Regions from separate parts of the Mus musculus genome. Here region 1 is linked to region 2. A link is a loop called in an ENCODE intact Hi-C map of the cell type or tissue named here. Cell type or tissue: left cerebral cortex. All regions are shown on one strand.

Region 1 (8,000 bases), 74 kb after region 2:
TACTCACCACTGCTTGATACCTCCCTGCCTTTACTATTTACTCACATGTTCCAGCCTCTACAACCGACCCCATCACCTCACCACTCAGCTAGGACTGGAGATAACAAAATGAATAAGATGTCCTTGTTTTGAAAGGGATTGTAACCTAGGGGGGAAAGATTGTGAACCAAACTATACAGCAAAGCACTATGGGTAGATATGGCATTCAACAGAGGCACAAGAGTAGGACTGACCAATTTAGTGATGGCTGAGGGTGGGGCAGGGCAGTTTTGATGGGGAAGCCATTGCCTTTTCTTTCAGGAAATGCATGTCTTTCTAAATACTTCTGATAAAAGGCCTTAGCCCAGCTCCTCCACCAAAGCTTCTTCGGTCACGCCAGCCCTCCACCATAGAGTTTTCACCTATGGGACTTCTCGTAGCAGCCTCAGAAACATCTGCCATGCCTTGAATCATTTTTCTTTCTTGCCACACACAATGCTAGAGACTTTTATCATAGTAATAAGACTATAGTGGGTAGTTACTATATTTTCTAGACTTGCAGTTGAAAAACTGAAGTACAAATAAATTAAATAACTTTATGTAGGCCTGACAACTCATAAGTTATAATGTAATGAGCTCTAAAACTTTCTCTTCACTTGCTCTGAAACTCCATAGCTTTACCAAGTTCTTAATTAAGTGTCTTTAGAATCATATGCTAAAATATTACTAGTGGCATCCATCAGATCATGTTCTGTATAAGGAGAGGGACCATCTGTATCTTCTATTTTTCTGACTCCTCCTCACCCTTTAGAACATTGTAGACATAATGTTATTGTGTACTATGTAATGATTATCCTTGTATTACTCAAATGCTGATTTCTCTGCTCCCATATCTGGTTGCAGTCTAGACATGGCATTGTAATGCTTACCCTAAGGATCTCCTGCCTGAATGTTGTGTAAAGATTGCTCTCCATTTATTCTCTAACATGCCAATAATAGCTGACCGGCCAATGGCTGAGCAGAAGAGAGAATAGGGCTGACTTCCAATCCCAGTCAGGGGATGTGGAGAGAGAAAGAGAGGGAGAATTTACCACAAGGAGAGGGTCAGAGAGACTCTATGGGATCATACCTGATGCAGAGAGAGCCAGACCCATACTAAAATGCAAGTATCTCAGGGATTTTGCCTGGAAGGTAGCCAGATTATCATAGAGGAATAGAATAGATTAGTGACTGCTCAGCTACTGTGTTGTAAAGCTTATCAAATAAATCTTATAGTCTGTCTCATTCATTTGGGAGCCAGAATAGAGAAAAGATTATCATTGTTTTAAAAATGCTTTTACAAAACATACTAGAGATTCAGTGAGCACCTGACTTCCAGTGAATGGATTTGCTAACCAATGGCCTTTACTGTGGTCACACACTAACTAAAACCATGAAGTATTAGTACTCTAGCAGAGTTACAGTGGAAGGCACTTGCAAAAAGGTGTGGATCTGACTGACTGATGATGACTAACAATGGAAGAGACGGGTCAGCAGGTTCGCTTTTGTGAAAAGCAAAAACTTTTCATGCAGGTTTACAAAAAAAATGCAAGTGTACATTTTCCAGACTACACATTATCTAAAATAAAACTGTATTTTAATTCATTTCAATCTGTAGTTAAAATAACCAGCACCTTATAAAACTAAAGACTTACTCATTTTCATATTTGTTTCCATGTCCAAATGATGTTGTGGTAATATATGGGAAATCATCTAACAAGCTCTGCTGTCTCCAAGCAAATCATGTTGTGTGTCTTCAATATTCATTTATTCCCTCCGATCCATCAAAGACACCACCATGTGTCTGGTAGAAAGAAAAAAAGAAGAAAGAAGTAAAAAACTGCAGCAGGAAGCAAGTTTGGGTAAAGCAACACAGCCAAATAAAACTTCAGGAGTGTGTGTCCCGTGGCTGATAAAGAAGGCATTGCGTTATTTGTGTGGAGTTGTGCAAACACCAACAAGGAAGCAGACTGAAGACTGAGGCCATGGTCCCTGAAATAGGTAGGTATAAAAGGCCCTCCAAGGGCAACTTTGTGGAAGAACGCCGTTCCTCAGCAACAAAACCTGGTTCACTGTCACCATGACCGGCTGCAATTCCTATCTGCAAGGATGCCGTATCGTCCCCATTGGCCCGGCCACCACCCTCTGCTCCTCTGACATATACTGTCCGTGTGGAGTCTGCCTGCCTAGTACCTGTCCACACAAGATCAGCCTCCTTCACCCCAGCTGCTGTGACACTTGCCCCCCATCCTGCTGTGTGCCTGATTCCTATGTGTCATCGTGTTGGCTGCTCAACAAGGGCTACCCTGCCCCAAACCTGAAGGGGATCTCTGTTTCCACCTGTGTTGAACCCTGTGAGTGTGACCCCTCTTGCTGCTAAATGAAAGCACTTAAAAAGCTTCCTTCCCTACCTTGCCTTAAGGATCTACAAAGTTTGCCACTGACGGCTGCATTAACAAATGGCTTTAGTGAGGCACTTTGGAATACGTTTTGACCCTGAGGCTTCATTTTTACAGAAGTATTCTTTCTGTGTTTTGAGCAATGATTTCAGGTAAATGGAAAAATTGTTCTCCTAGATCCCCATGTTTTAAAAGTAAATAAACACCTCTACTCCCCAAATCTTGTGTTGTCTCGGTGTCTGATGCTATAATTACCCAAGGACTCTTGACACAAGCATCATGAAGCTATAAATGTGTACAGCAGAGTTATGCTTTCTGATGACATCAACATAAATCTCCATAGCTGAAAGGAAGTCACACTAGGATACGCAGATACACGCAGGAGACTGCCTGACTCATAAAACACATTCATACTGAGCTTAGAATTGTTTTTAAATTCCAAGATCAGCACCTACCTTTAACTTTTGTTTTCCCTGAATATTTAAACAAACTCAAATGTGTCCTTGTAGGCACAGCCAAGCTGATCATTAGACATGCACACACTCACATTCCAAGCATGTCTCAGATGCCTCTGATGCCCAAGTGTCTTCTCAAGTGTTTGAAAGAAATAAACAAGACTAAGGATACATTTCCCAACATGGAAGGGCCACAGAGAAACCCTGTCTCAAAAAACCTAAAAAAAAAAAAAAAAAAAAAAAAAAAAAAAAAAAAAAAAAAAAAAAAAAAAAAAGCATGAGAAAGAGAGATAAGGGAAATGGCAATATGTGGCAGAATGAGGCAGGTCAACTTGAGGGACAGTATGGAAAATTATGGAAACACCTGATAAATTGATTTATAAAGAAGGGATGTGAGCCAGAACCTAGAAAATGAGTAGGTTTGAAAAGCAGAGAATGAAGACAGGACATTTGCAGATAAATCAGGAATCTGAGTGGGATGACACACCACACATCTTTCTTCACAGAAAAAGCTCTGTATCCAAACATTAGGCAAGCCGTCTGCTCTTCCTACCGGTCAAGCATGGCACTTCACAGTACATCGAGTTCTAATGCTTTCTCAGTTATCCTTCTTCTTTTAAACATGTCCTGTTGGATGAAACAATATCCCACCAAGGCCAAGGAATCTGTACTCTGCACTTAACCAAAAATGATTTGCCATCCAAATGTTTAAAAAAAAAAAATCTGTGCTTTCGATTGCACTGGCTGAGGGGTTTGTGCTGAAGAGATATGTGAAGATGTCAGAACCGTTGCACAGTAGGCATTGTTGTGTCTCTCCTTCAGCCTACAGGAAACACAAACACAAGCCAAGGCCAGCTGAAGTGAGGGATCTTGTAGAAGGCCTCTCAATGGAATGTACTATCAGCCAAAGCTCCAAGGGGGGAGTACAAACACCTATGCAGATGAAAGTCACTAACATGATTTTTTTTAATGAAGTCCCTCATTCTACCTTGCATTGCCATCTAAACCCCGCCGTTAACTCTGTGAAGAGTAAGTGTGTGTGTCACTCACATGAAAATGAATGACGACCAGGTTAGTTTTCTTTTCATGACATAGAATCAAGGAAAGCCGTGGGTTTTTTGGTTTTTTTTTTTACTCTTTCCAATGATTTTTATACTTTGACTCATCTTTAAGAATAGTGAAGCTGTAGGAAAATAAAATACAATACCACCTTTGAAAGATCTCCAGACAAACAACAAAACAAAACAGCATTTTTTTTAAACAATTAAAAAAAAAAAAAACCTAGCACCACAACATTCTGCCCCATTGCTTGCTCAGGAGACCCTGAATTCCATTATCAATAAATAAAAGAAATGGTGGAAGTGTACATTGTCAGTGAGATAGCTATAGATAAGTGGCCATGTTCTTGATGGTTTCATTGAGTGGAGAGGTATCCAATTGATCATTTGAGCTAATTTCTCTAGAACTTTTCCATACATGTGACATCATACAATGCATACTATTGAAAACTTAGAAGAACTGAGAAATTTTAAACCCTAAAAGTGCCCATGAGTTGTCACTTGAGCAAATTACACATAACTCATACAAGTGTGGGCATGCCCAGAATTCTGTAAAGGTAAACTGTGATGGTATTTTGACAAAATGGCAGGTCCATGAGTCAAAACTCCAACTGAATTAATAAGGGCAGGTAGTTTTAATAGACAAAAAAATGCCAAACTGATTAGATAATCTCAGTGGAATAGGGTGTCACAAACAAAACAGGACAGGAGGGAAGCCTTCTGATTGGACTCATACCCACTGAGGAAGGTATAAAACAGTCCAGACTGAGAGGACACATTTGAACCTCAGAAACTTCATCTTTGAAAGACCAAAGCCAAGCAGACTCCAGCACCATGGCTTGCTGTGTTGCCCGCTGCTGCAGTGTCCCCACCGGCCCTGCCACCACCATCTGCTCCTCAGACAAGTCCTGCCGCTGTGGAGTCTGCCTGCCCAGCACCTGCCCACACACCATTTGGCAGCTGGAGCCCACCTGCTGTGACAACTGCCCCCCACCCTGCCACATCCCTCAGCCCTGTGTGCCCACCTGCTTCCTGCTCAACTCCTGCCACCCAACCCCAGACCTGCTGACTGTCAACCTCACCACCTATGTGCAGCCAGGCTGTGAGGAGCCCTGTGTCCCAAGGTGCTGCTGACCTGTGGCTCCCTTGCTTGACGCCTCATACTGAAAACCCCAGGAACTGCCCAACCACCACCTGCTTGTCTCAATAGTTTTCACAATGTTAAAATAGGCAGATGACCTAAGCCATGGAAACCCTACTTTTATTTTTAAGGGCAAGAAATCAAGGTTTTGCTTATGTGATCCGGATGAATAGCCATTTGACTGATTTCAACAGGTGAACATCTTCCATTATGAAAGTGCTATTGAAATCTTTAAGATTTCAAACTATGGGGGTTTGGGCCATGTTGCTTCTGGGATCTCATTTTCTGTATTGAGTATTTTCAGAGGCAAAATAATCTCCTGATGGGTTTTCTAATAAATTGTATTTCCCTGGCCATAAGTGTTCTTTATTTATGTTAGTATTTGGGACACATTTCTTGTTTAATAGATTATCTTTATCATTATTATTATTATTATTATTATTATTATTAATTGAAGGTTCAAAATGAAGGCAGCACCAGAGCGAGCTTGCTAGCTCGCCTTCCTGATTTGTTATCAGTCTTTACTGTCCATCTTCTCTCCTTTCTCTCAAACTCATCAAATCCTCAAAACAACACTATATAATGATATGGGATACGTTGTCGGTTTGTTATTAAATGTTCTCAATATTATAGAGTTAATTACTAAGGCAAGCAGAATTTAACCCCTGGCGTGTCTGACTCAAAAGACCAATTCTTTCCCACATCACAAAGCCTCGAATACAAAGAAAAGAAGAAACTAGTCAGCAGCTTTGACACAGATTCAAAACATACCTGAAAAAAAATTTAAAAATGAAAAAAAAAAATGTAAGATTCCTCAACAAAATCATGATGTCCAATTTTGACTGAAAGGGGGTAAATCGGCTCTAATCAAAATTGACAAATATTCAGCTGTAAGAGCTGGGTCACTTCAATCTCATTTTTGCTTACAGAACTCAGAATGGTCAACTCTAGCATCAGGACACAAACACATGCTTTGTTTGCCCCCCCTGTTATCACAGAGGTGATAGTCCAGTAGTCAATAGGATATCAGATGCTCTGGGATGACAGATTGAGAGCTAAAGGTAAAAATTCCATCAAAGCAGGGCACAGTGTGCCTGTACCTCCAAAGACCAAGAGGCTGAGGCAGGAGGATAGAGAGGTCAAGGCCAGGCGAGAGTCTGTCTGAAGAAGAAAGAAAAAGAGAAGGAGAGAGAGGGGGGAGGGAGGAAGGAAGGAAGGAAGGAAGGAAGGGAGGGAGGGAGGGAGGGAGGGAGGATAGATATTGGCTATTTAAACCCATTAGCTGATTTTATGAACATACATAAATTTATGTGATAGAGAAAACCCTTTTCTGAGCCTACAAAGAATATGCGTATTGGATGTGTAAAGTTATACTATATAAGACACATACACATATAGAAAGAGAGACGTCAGCTGCAGAAATGGCTTAGTGCTCTTCCAGATTACCCAAGTTTGATTCCCAGCAACCACATGGCAGCTTGCAACCATCGGTAAATCACATTATATTGTCTCCAGCAAAAGGTGTAGCCCAGATTAAAGGTGTGTTCCACCACACCTTTAATCCCAGATGAAAGGCATAGCCCAGATTAAAGGTGTGTTCCTTAACTCGGAGATTCAATCTTCTGGAATCCATAGCCACTATGGCTCAAGATCTTCAAACCAAGATCCAGATAAGGATCTCCAAGCCTCCAGATAAGGGTCACTGGTGAGCCTTCCAATTCCGGATTGTAGTTCATTCCAAATATTGTCAAGTTGACAACCAGGAATAGCCACTACAATCCATCCCTTGTCAACTTGACACAAATAATATCTCATGTTCACATGAAACAATAACAAGGTTGTAAATACGCCTAACATGATATAACTATCCCTCGTACAATCGCAAACGCATTAGTAACTCACAGGCAAAACACCAGTACACATAAACTAACTAAATAAAATTTAAAAAAAAAAAAGAAAAAGAAAGAAAACGGAGATGAAAGTCACAAGTCAAATCTGAAAAAGCCCTGAGACAAAGCCAAAAGAATGTGTGAGAAAAAAAAATCTTTTGTTTTTATAAATAAAATTTGACAGAAATGGTAGCTCGTTGCCACTGGATCCTATGTTTAGTCTTTAGCGAGTGAGTCAGCAGATGATCTAAGGATTATGTCACCTTTCTAGGTCTCACTAGCTTCACTGGTAAGTGTAGTAGCTTCCAGGTCTCTTAGGCCACTGAAGAGAAAATACATTCATAAAGCATTGCATCTCTCCTCAGTAAGAATCATTATCATCATATATTTGTTCTTTAATAACTGTTTTGGTCTACTAATATACCTTTAAATCTCATTTATGACTAGAGAGGCATGAAGTCCTACATATTCAATAATAAGCCTTTTACTGTAGATACAAAGTAACAATACACTCTGAATAAGAGATTGGCATTTTTCGGCCATGAAAATCTGATGGCCTGCACACCATTTTTTTTTTCTGTCTGCAGAAAATGTCAGAGTAACATCCTGCTCTTTGTTATTTGCTCTTAGAACATAATCTTTCCTTCCCCATTATGATTTATAATGTCAGAAATTTATAACATATGTGTCATAAACCTTTCCAACAGACTGTAAATTGCACAAGGACAAAGATAAAGTTTATTTTGCTCACTGAGCCTGGCATTACTCTTCAATAAATGATTAACTATGTCATTAATTTTTTTAATGAATGAGATGGAGCTGGGGAGATAGCTTAGTTGGTAAAGTATTTGCCTTGTAAATGCAAGAACTTGAATATGATTGCTAGAATTTAACTTGGTGTTAAGGCACATACTTGTAATCACAATGCTGAAGAGGTGGAGACAGGGGCATCCTTGAAGCTCACTAACCAACCAGGTCTCCTCCTTGAGTAGTTCCAGAGACTCTGTCTCAAAACGAAAAGGTAGAAGCTTGGAAAGATG
Region 2 (8,000 bases):
GACAAGCTCTTTACCATGTACGTATCATGTTCCCTTAGTTATCTGCAAAAGAATGCTTATGACTTTATCTGTGTCTTATCTGAAGCAAAAACTTCTCCAATATACATTATTGAGAAAAATAACTCAGAATATGAACAAGACACAGCTTTTTAAATTATTTTCATTTATTCTTTAGGAATTTCATGCATGTAGACAATATATTAAGATCATTACTTGTACATATTCACTAGGCTTGTTGACTTACCAAAAGGCTGATCAAAATATGCCTTTAACTCTTCCCACTCTGATGAACATAAAACTAAAAATTTAATAATTTTTAAGGACCCATCATGCCAACATGCTTTTGCTATTCAAAAGTAATTATCACTGCAAGATTGTTTTACCTTTGAGAGATTAAATAAGACAAAACTGCTAGGACCCTCCCTAAACTAGACTATTTGAGAAATACAGTATTCTTTGTTGATTACAAGCTTCCACCCGCCTTCACACTCCCAAAATAACAGTATTTCATCCTGTTTTCCCACTTGTATCTCTAAAGACCCAGTTCTAACCTGTTGTGGCCAGAGATACAATCACCATAAAGTCCATTCTGAACATATTTCCCCAGGATAAGACCAGAAATAAGCAATGAACACTCAACCCAAAGAGACAAGTCATGGACTGTGTCTACTTTAGGGGATATAATATCAAAGTGAGAAAAGGAAAGTTGATTCTCTTGGGCTTTGCCAAATTGGATAGCTTGGAATATAGCAGGAAAAGGAAGCAGCTTTTTCTATATATAGATAACACAACTAATTAACTCAAACTAACTGATCTTCCATAGTATAAACAAGAGTCATGTGACCCTCAGCAGGGTATAAAAAGCAGGAGACAGCAAAGGAAGAGACTAGACAAGGAACTCTCCCCATCTTGTAAGCCTACCCAGAACCTCCACCTCTGACACCATGGTCAGCTCTTGTGGCTCTGTCTGCTCTGAAGAGGGCTGTGGCCAAGGCTGCTGCCAGCCCAGCTGCTGCCAAACCACCTGCTGTAGGACCACCTGCTGCCGCCCCAGCTGCTGTGTGTCCAGCTGCTGCAGGCCCAGCTGCTGTGTGTCCAGCTGCTGCAGGCCCAGTTGCTGCAGGCCCCAGTGCTGCCAGTCTGTGTGCTGCCAGCCGACCTGCTGCCGCCCCAGCTGCTGCATTTCCAGCTGCTGTCAACCCTCCTGTGGTAGCTCCAGCTGCTGTGGTTCTAGTTGCTGCCGCCCCTGCTGCCGCCCCTGCTGCAGCCCTTGCTGCAGCCCCTGTTGCCGTCCCTGCTGCCGACCCTGCTGCCGCCCCTGTTGCCGCCCCTGCTGCTGTCTGAGACCAGTCTGTGGTCAGGTCTGCTGCCAAACCACTTGCTACCGCCCCACCTGTGTCATCTCCACCTGCCCCCGCCCCATGTGCTGTGCCATCCCCTGCTGCTAAATCTCTTTGAATATGCCATTTATCTCTTCAATCTCAGCAGATGAAGTCCTTCCTTCTAAAAAGTGCATAGTGTTTGAGGGACTTGATCTCCTGAGTCCCAGAAGTCAGACTTGTTTGCAATTGTTCCGTGTGAACATTCTGACTTCTGTCCAAAACTCTTGCTTAAAATGATTTTATCAAATACCTCCAAATAGCTTAACAGATCTCCCACAACATGTCTCACCTTGTATTTTTATCTATTCATCATGCTGGAGGAATTTAAATTATCCCTGGCACTTAGATGAGTATGCATTTTTAATCCCCATGACATTAAAATCCACTAATTGTCTTTTATAGCTTTTGCAAAGATTTTTCATACTTTACTACTTCTGTGTAACAAAAATAAACATCCAACACAAGGATAATAAAAATTGAATGCGACTGCTTCTTTCTTTAAAAATATATATGTAAATATGTTAAAAAATCAAAAAAAGAGGGTGAGTGAAATGGTACAGTGGATAAAGGCAGTTAGTTAATTAACAAACCTGCTGATCAGAGCTGTAAACCTGGCAATCACGGGGTGGGAGGAGACTGACTACCATGAGTGGTTCTCTGAGTACATGCATGCTGTGGCAACTGCAAACACACACACACACACACACACACACACACACACAGAGTGGGGGGGGGGATTAAAATTTAAAAAGAGAGAAAGAAACCTTGAAGCCTTTGCATATGTTTCCTGGGTAAATGTATTTTTTTTAATCTTAGTTAAATAGTTAGTTACCTAGCTATTTATTGAGATTGTATTTTAATTATGACATTTCTCCTTCCAAATCCTTCCATATATCCCACCTTACTCTCCTTCAAATCTACTGCCTCTCTTTTCAGCAGTTGTTGCACACACATATTCCCAGATATAGGTTGAGCCTACTACCAAAAACCACAGCCAATCATTCTGCAGAGTTGTGGAGCACAGTCCCAACAGATACATCTATAAAAAACATTCCCTCACCCACAGCTCAGGGAACATTGTGGAAGAGAAGATGGAAAGATTTTAAGAAATAGAGGATCAGGGAATTTGCTGTGAGATTGTGTCTCCTAGTAACATCAAAAACTACACCCAAAAATCTCACAAACTTCTGCCCACGTGAGAATTGTATTTTGGTACACTTAAAAAGCAGAGCACACCCCCATCAGTTGCAGAGCTCCATTCATTTTCGTGGCCATCTAGCCATCTCTCCTGTCCTTCCCCTCACCTGAACCCGAAACCCCCACTCCTCTCCCCCAACTCCCCTCCCTGTCAGTCCCCTCCCTCCATCTGCCTCTTATGAATATTTTATTTCCCCTTCTAAGTGAGATTCAAGCTTCCTCATTTGGCCTTCCTTCTTGTTTAGCTTCTTTTTGTCTGTGGAGTGTACCATGGTACCTGTATTTTATGGCTAATATCCACTTATCAGTGAGTACATACCATGCATGCCCTTTTGGGACTAGATTAGCTCACTCAGGATGATATTCTCAAGTTTCATCCATTTGCCTGCAAAATTCACGATGTCTTGGTTTTCATTAGCTGAATAGTATTCCATTGTGTAAATGAACCACATTTTCTTTATCCATTCTTCAGTTGAGGGACATCTAGGCTGTTACCAGTTTCTGGCTATTATGAATAAATCTTCTGTGAACATAGTTGAGGAAGTGTCTTTGTGAAATGTTGGGGCATCTTTTGGGTATATGCCCAGGAGTGGTATAGCTGAGTCTTGAGGTAGTTTTGCTTGCAGACAGGAGCATATTGTGCTCTGAGAGGCTTCACGCGGCAGCTGACTCAGACAGATACAGACACCCATAGCCAAACAGTGGATGGAGCTTGGGGACTCTTATGGAAGAATAGGAAGAAGAATTGCAGAGCCCAAAGGGGATAGGAACTCCATGTGAAAACCAACAGAGTCAACAGAGACCCTTGGAGCTCTCAGAGTCTGAACCACCAATCAAAGAACAAACACAGGCTGGACCTAGGCTTGCCCCACTCATATGTACCAGATGCGCAGCTTGACCTTCATGTGGGTCCTGAACAACTAGAGTGGGGAGTATCCCAAAAGCTGTTGCCTATGTGAGGGATATGTTCTAGCTGGGCTGTCTTGTCTGGCCTCAGTGGGAGAGGCAGCACCTAGCCTCACAGACACCTGAAGAGCTAGGGTAGCAAGGATACCAAAGGGGCCTGCCCCCCACCTGCTCAATGGAAAAAGGGAGGGGGAGAATTGAGGAAGGACTGTGGGAGAGGGTGATCAGAGGAGGGCAGTGAGTGGGCTGTAAAGTAAATTTAAAAAAAAAAGCAGACAACATATATGAGTCAAACTTCTGAGAGAAATGCGTGTTGATCACTCCCTCGTTTTCTCTAGAAAGTCTTCTTTGTTTCAGATAAATTAATTGCTTGGTAGTTTTTTTTTAGGGGAGTAGGATTAAAAATGATGAAGCAGCCGTGAGTACATAACAGGGAGAATTATCTAGGAAGACTGCACACAGCCCACATGACCTTTCAGACTTCAATGTTGAGGGAATTAAACACAACCAGTGGTCAGCTTAGCAATATCATTATATGTTCTACTCCAGAGTCAAGTGTGGTAAGCCTGTGTCCACATCCAGGCTTCACCGGGGGCAGATTATCAGTGGGACATACATCCTTCTGCATAGAAAGACCATCTCTGAGGCAGACAGGTAATGTGGATGAAAACTGGGCAGAACTCATTGCAGTTGCTGAAGGTGGTGACATTTCCCCAAGGCTGCCCCTTTCCCGGGTGGCATGATCAAAAAGCACATTTCCCTCCCGAATTTAGACGTGCTTCAAACACGTCATTCCATGTTCTGAACTCCGCAGAAGACAGACTTAGCCTGCCCGTGAGGTATCCTTCCAGTTTTGTTTTGTCCCAGTATCTAATCCCAGTATCTCTTTCCTTCCCTTCCAGGACAGTTGATCCCCAGAACATGTCCCCATGAGCCTTCAGCATGCCGATCTCTGCCTCAGCACATGCTCTCTGGAGATTTCCATCTATTCCAAAAACCTGCCCACGATCGATGACTTGAGAGCTGTAACTATTCATTAAAGTGAATGTTCAATCTGCCTGTGCCTCGTAGAAATAAGAATACAAGCATGATGGCAGAAACTCGTTGCACATAATCCATGAAGAAAATTATTAAGTTTATTCAATTAACATTTATCATTTATACCTTTCTAGGATAACCTCTCTATCCTCTCTCTCTCTCTCTCTCTCTCTCTCTCTCTCTCTCTCTCTCTCTCTCTCTCACACACACACACACACACACACACACACACACACACACACACAAAGAGTCTTTAGAATTTAAAGCAACACGATAGTCTGTGACCAAAGGTAAATTTCTCTTTGTGAGTCATTGCTAATCTCATTCAGGATCCACTGGTATGCAGTGCAGCCTTATTAAACCATACGTGTAGTGAGCAAACATCACTCACTCACACACCTAGCCTCTGCCCACAGTATAATCTCATCATTAATACAAATGCTTTGGGTTTTTCCTTCCTCTTTGGACCATTTTCCCCATTTCCTCTCTCGAACTTTCTGGGATGGAGTCTTTGTTCAAGGTTCTAGAGTGTATACAATTCAAGCAAAGTCAGGGGACGTTCAGAAATATTTTCGCCTAATTGATAGTTTTCCTAGCAGTAAGAGTAAAACTGGGAAGTCTGGGGCAATAAAAAAAAATAGGTGTTATGATTTGGTTAGTGCCTCCCTTCCTACCCTTGCCCTATGGCTGTAGACAAGTGAGTTGAGCAGTGTGTTTGTTGATGGACATCTGTAAACGAGTCTTCCCCTGCAAATCAAGTTTTCTGCAGCTTCCTGCACATAGCCTTTATGTGGTGACAGCACTATAAACGCCTCATAAGCAGTATGAATATCTGGCTATGGATTAGATAAATAAACAGTCACCTTTGAACTACTTCATGTCTTTTCTTCAGTCTATACAATGCCCTGCTCCTATGCCTCCATCCATTCCACAAACCACTTGACAAGGAGGGTCATGACATGTGAGAGGGCCATTTAGCAGGACAGACACCACGCAGGAAAGAACATCTCTGTTGAGCCTTGATGGCTGAGCAGCATTCCAAGAAGATAAAACACCTCCAGCAAAGGCTCCAAGCTTAATTCTTCATTCTCCTTCTGCTACTCAGAGGCAGGTTCAGCTCACGTTGTGTTTCCTCTTGGGCAGATGTTTTGATTTTAGCCTCTCTGTGCTTCTTTAAGCTCCTCTATCAAAAGAAGAATGAGTAGACTTCATAGAACTGTTAAAAACAGAAAAAATATAATCACACAATGTTTGATTCATGGTGACACTTTACAATTTATTCCCCCTAGACACAACCCACACAGTGTCTAATATGTAGGGACATTTTACAAACTACACTCCCACCAAGAGTACATGGGACACATTCATATACTGCATATTTTGATTTTAGTTGCTTCATTTAAGTCATTGCATTAAGATTAAGTCTTAATCTTGTGCCAAATGCTTCCCTCTGCCTGTGTCCTATCCAACCACTCACAGAAAGGAGTAAGGGCTACTTGTTCTGTGCTAAGAACAGTCAGCAAAAACTCTTTCATATATATTGCCAAAGTCTTTCTCTCTCTCTCTCTCTCTCTCTCTCTCTCTCTCTCTCTCTCTCTCTCTCTCTCACACACACACACACACACACACACACACACACACACACATACACCACAACAGTCTCTGACCAAAAGTAAATTCCCCTTTATGAGTCATTGCTTATCTCATTTAAGATCCTTTGGTATGCATTACAGCCTTATGATATAAAATATATTATTAATAATATTATATGGAAATATATTATATATTAATAAAATATAATATTGTATTTTATATTATATATTATATAAAATATTTCTGTATGTCTTTCTGGAGAAGGATTAAGTGTTGGGAAATTTTATTTATCTTTAAATCGTGAAACTGAACAGTAAGTTTTTCACTCACCAAGTCATTCAAAAAACGTACAGAGTAGGTTCTATACTTTAGTAACATTTTGTCACATTTATCTACCTACCTACTTATCTATCTATCTATCTATCTATCTATCTTTCTATTTATTTATTCATCTATTTATTATTTATTTATTTATTTATTATGTGTGTGAGTGTGGGTACATGCATCATGTGGATTCCAGAGTTGGAATTCAGATCATCAGACTTGGCAACATATAGACCTGATAAGTCTACATAATATATATTTATAAATGTATAAATATTATATAAAATATGTACATGTATATGCACATGCACATACATATGCATATATGTATATATATGTATATATGCATGTATGTGTGTGTGTGTGTGTGTGTGTGTGTGTGTGTGTGTGTGCGTGTATGAATGTGTATATTTCAGACCAGTAATGAGACTCAGAGACTCAGCAGGTAAAGGCATGTGCTGTCAAGCCTGGTGACCTGAATTCCGGCCCCAGGTCCCACATGGCGCGTGTACCCACACACAATAAATAAACAGGTGGATAGGTAGAGAAACGTGATAAAATGCTAATAAAATATAGTACCTACTCTGTACATTTTTTAATGTCTTGGTGAGCAAAAAAAAATCTACTGTGCAGTTTCATGATTAAAAGATGAATAAAATTTCCCCACTCTTAATCGTTCTTCAGAAAGACATACAAAAAAACTGAGTTTCTATTATTTCTAGGTAGTTGCACCACTGCCAAGCTCTTCGACTTAAGAGACTGGAATGAGATCTGATAATTTAGAATGTTCTCAGGTCTGCACATTTCCCAGATCCTCTAATGGACACACAAAATCACCATCATTCTCATGAAAGATGGACAGTCTCCTTCTAAATGGCCTTTCCTTCTAACTCCTTCTAATCTCACCTGGGAGGAACACTCCTTGATAGCAAAAGGCATACTGGAATTTGTGGAAGAGCATTTCTATGATTTTCAAGGAATGTACGGATGGAAGGGAATGCCACGTTTAAAAAACAAAATGCCAGAGAGTCCTGTGACAAGTTACTTGTAGCAACAGGTGACCCACTATGGAAAAAAATGCGAACAGTGTTTCAGTTGCAAACACAGGAGCCATCAGGAAAAAGAAATGTCATGTTTTCTTTCTTTTGGAGTATTTAACTAGAAACATTACAATTATGTAATTAAATAATTAACTTTTCCAAGAAGGAAAATACTAACAAGGAAATAATGATGTAGTCATATGAGGTGTTCAGCGAGGTATAAAAGGGGGCGTGGGGCAAGGAGACTTCCAAACCCAACATCTTCACTCTCTCAGAAACCCACCCAGAATCTCCACCTCTGACACAATGGTCAACTCTTGTTGTGGCTCTGTCTGCTCTGAGGAGAGCTGTGGCCAAGGCTGCTGCCAGCCCAGCTGCTGCCAGACCACCTGCTGTAGGACCACCTGCTGCCGCCCCAGCTGCTGTGTGTCCAGCTGCTGCAGGCCCAGCTGCTGTGTGTCTAGCTGCTGCAGACCCAGTTGCTGCAGGCCCCAGTGCTGCCAGTCTGTGTGCTGCCAGC

The links. Peaks named below come from ENCODE experiments on the same cell type or tissue, not always from the same donor. Only the 100,000 strongest peaks of a DNase experiment are listed, where the experiment ranks them.
Region 1: it touches region 2 in a loop (2.9-fold over the local background); 2 of 42 quality-filtered maps call a loop at or near these places.

The regions. Positions count from the first base shown.
Region 1 is chr11:99,553,565-99,561,564 of GRCm38, reverse strand. Krtap3-2 (keratin associated protein 3-2) reads left to right here and starts at 4,712. Exons shown (of 1, transcript NM_025720.3): 1 at 4,712-5,742. The coding sequence starts at 4,765. The coding sequence ends at 5,064. In left cerebral cortex, a CTCF peak has its summit at 3,418; DNase peaks (open chromatin) are centred at 2,164, 2,767 and 3,388.
Region 2 is chr11:99,627,969-99,635,968 of GRCm38, reverse strand. It overlaps Krtap4-1 (keratin associated protein 4-1), which reads left to right and starts at 7,730. Exons shown (of 1, transcript NM_001048196.1): 1 at 7,730-8,000. The coding sequence starts at 7,787. It overlaps Krtap4-2 (keratin associated protein 4-2), which reads left to right and starts at 885. Exons shown (of 1, transcript NM_026807.2): 1 at 885-1,855. The coding sequence starts at 945. The coding sequence ends at 1,448. Gm32730 (a long non-coding RNA gene) reads right to left here. Exons shown (of 5, transcript XR_880207.2): 5 at 4,710-5,739. In left cerebral cortex, no CTCF peak of the experiment used is centred here; DNase peaks (open chromatin) are centred at 1,497, 2,047, 2,455 and 3,201.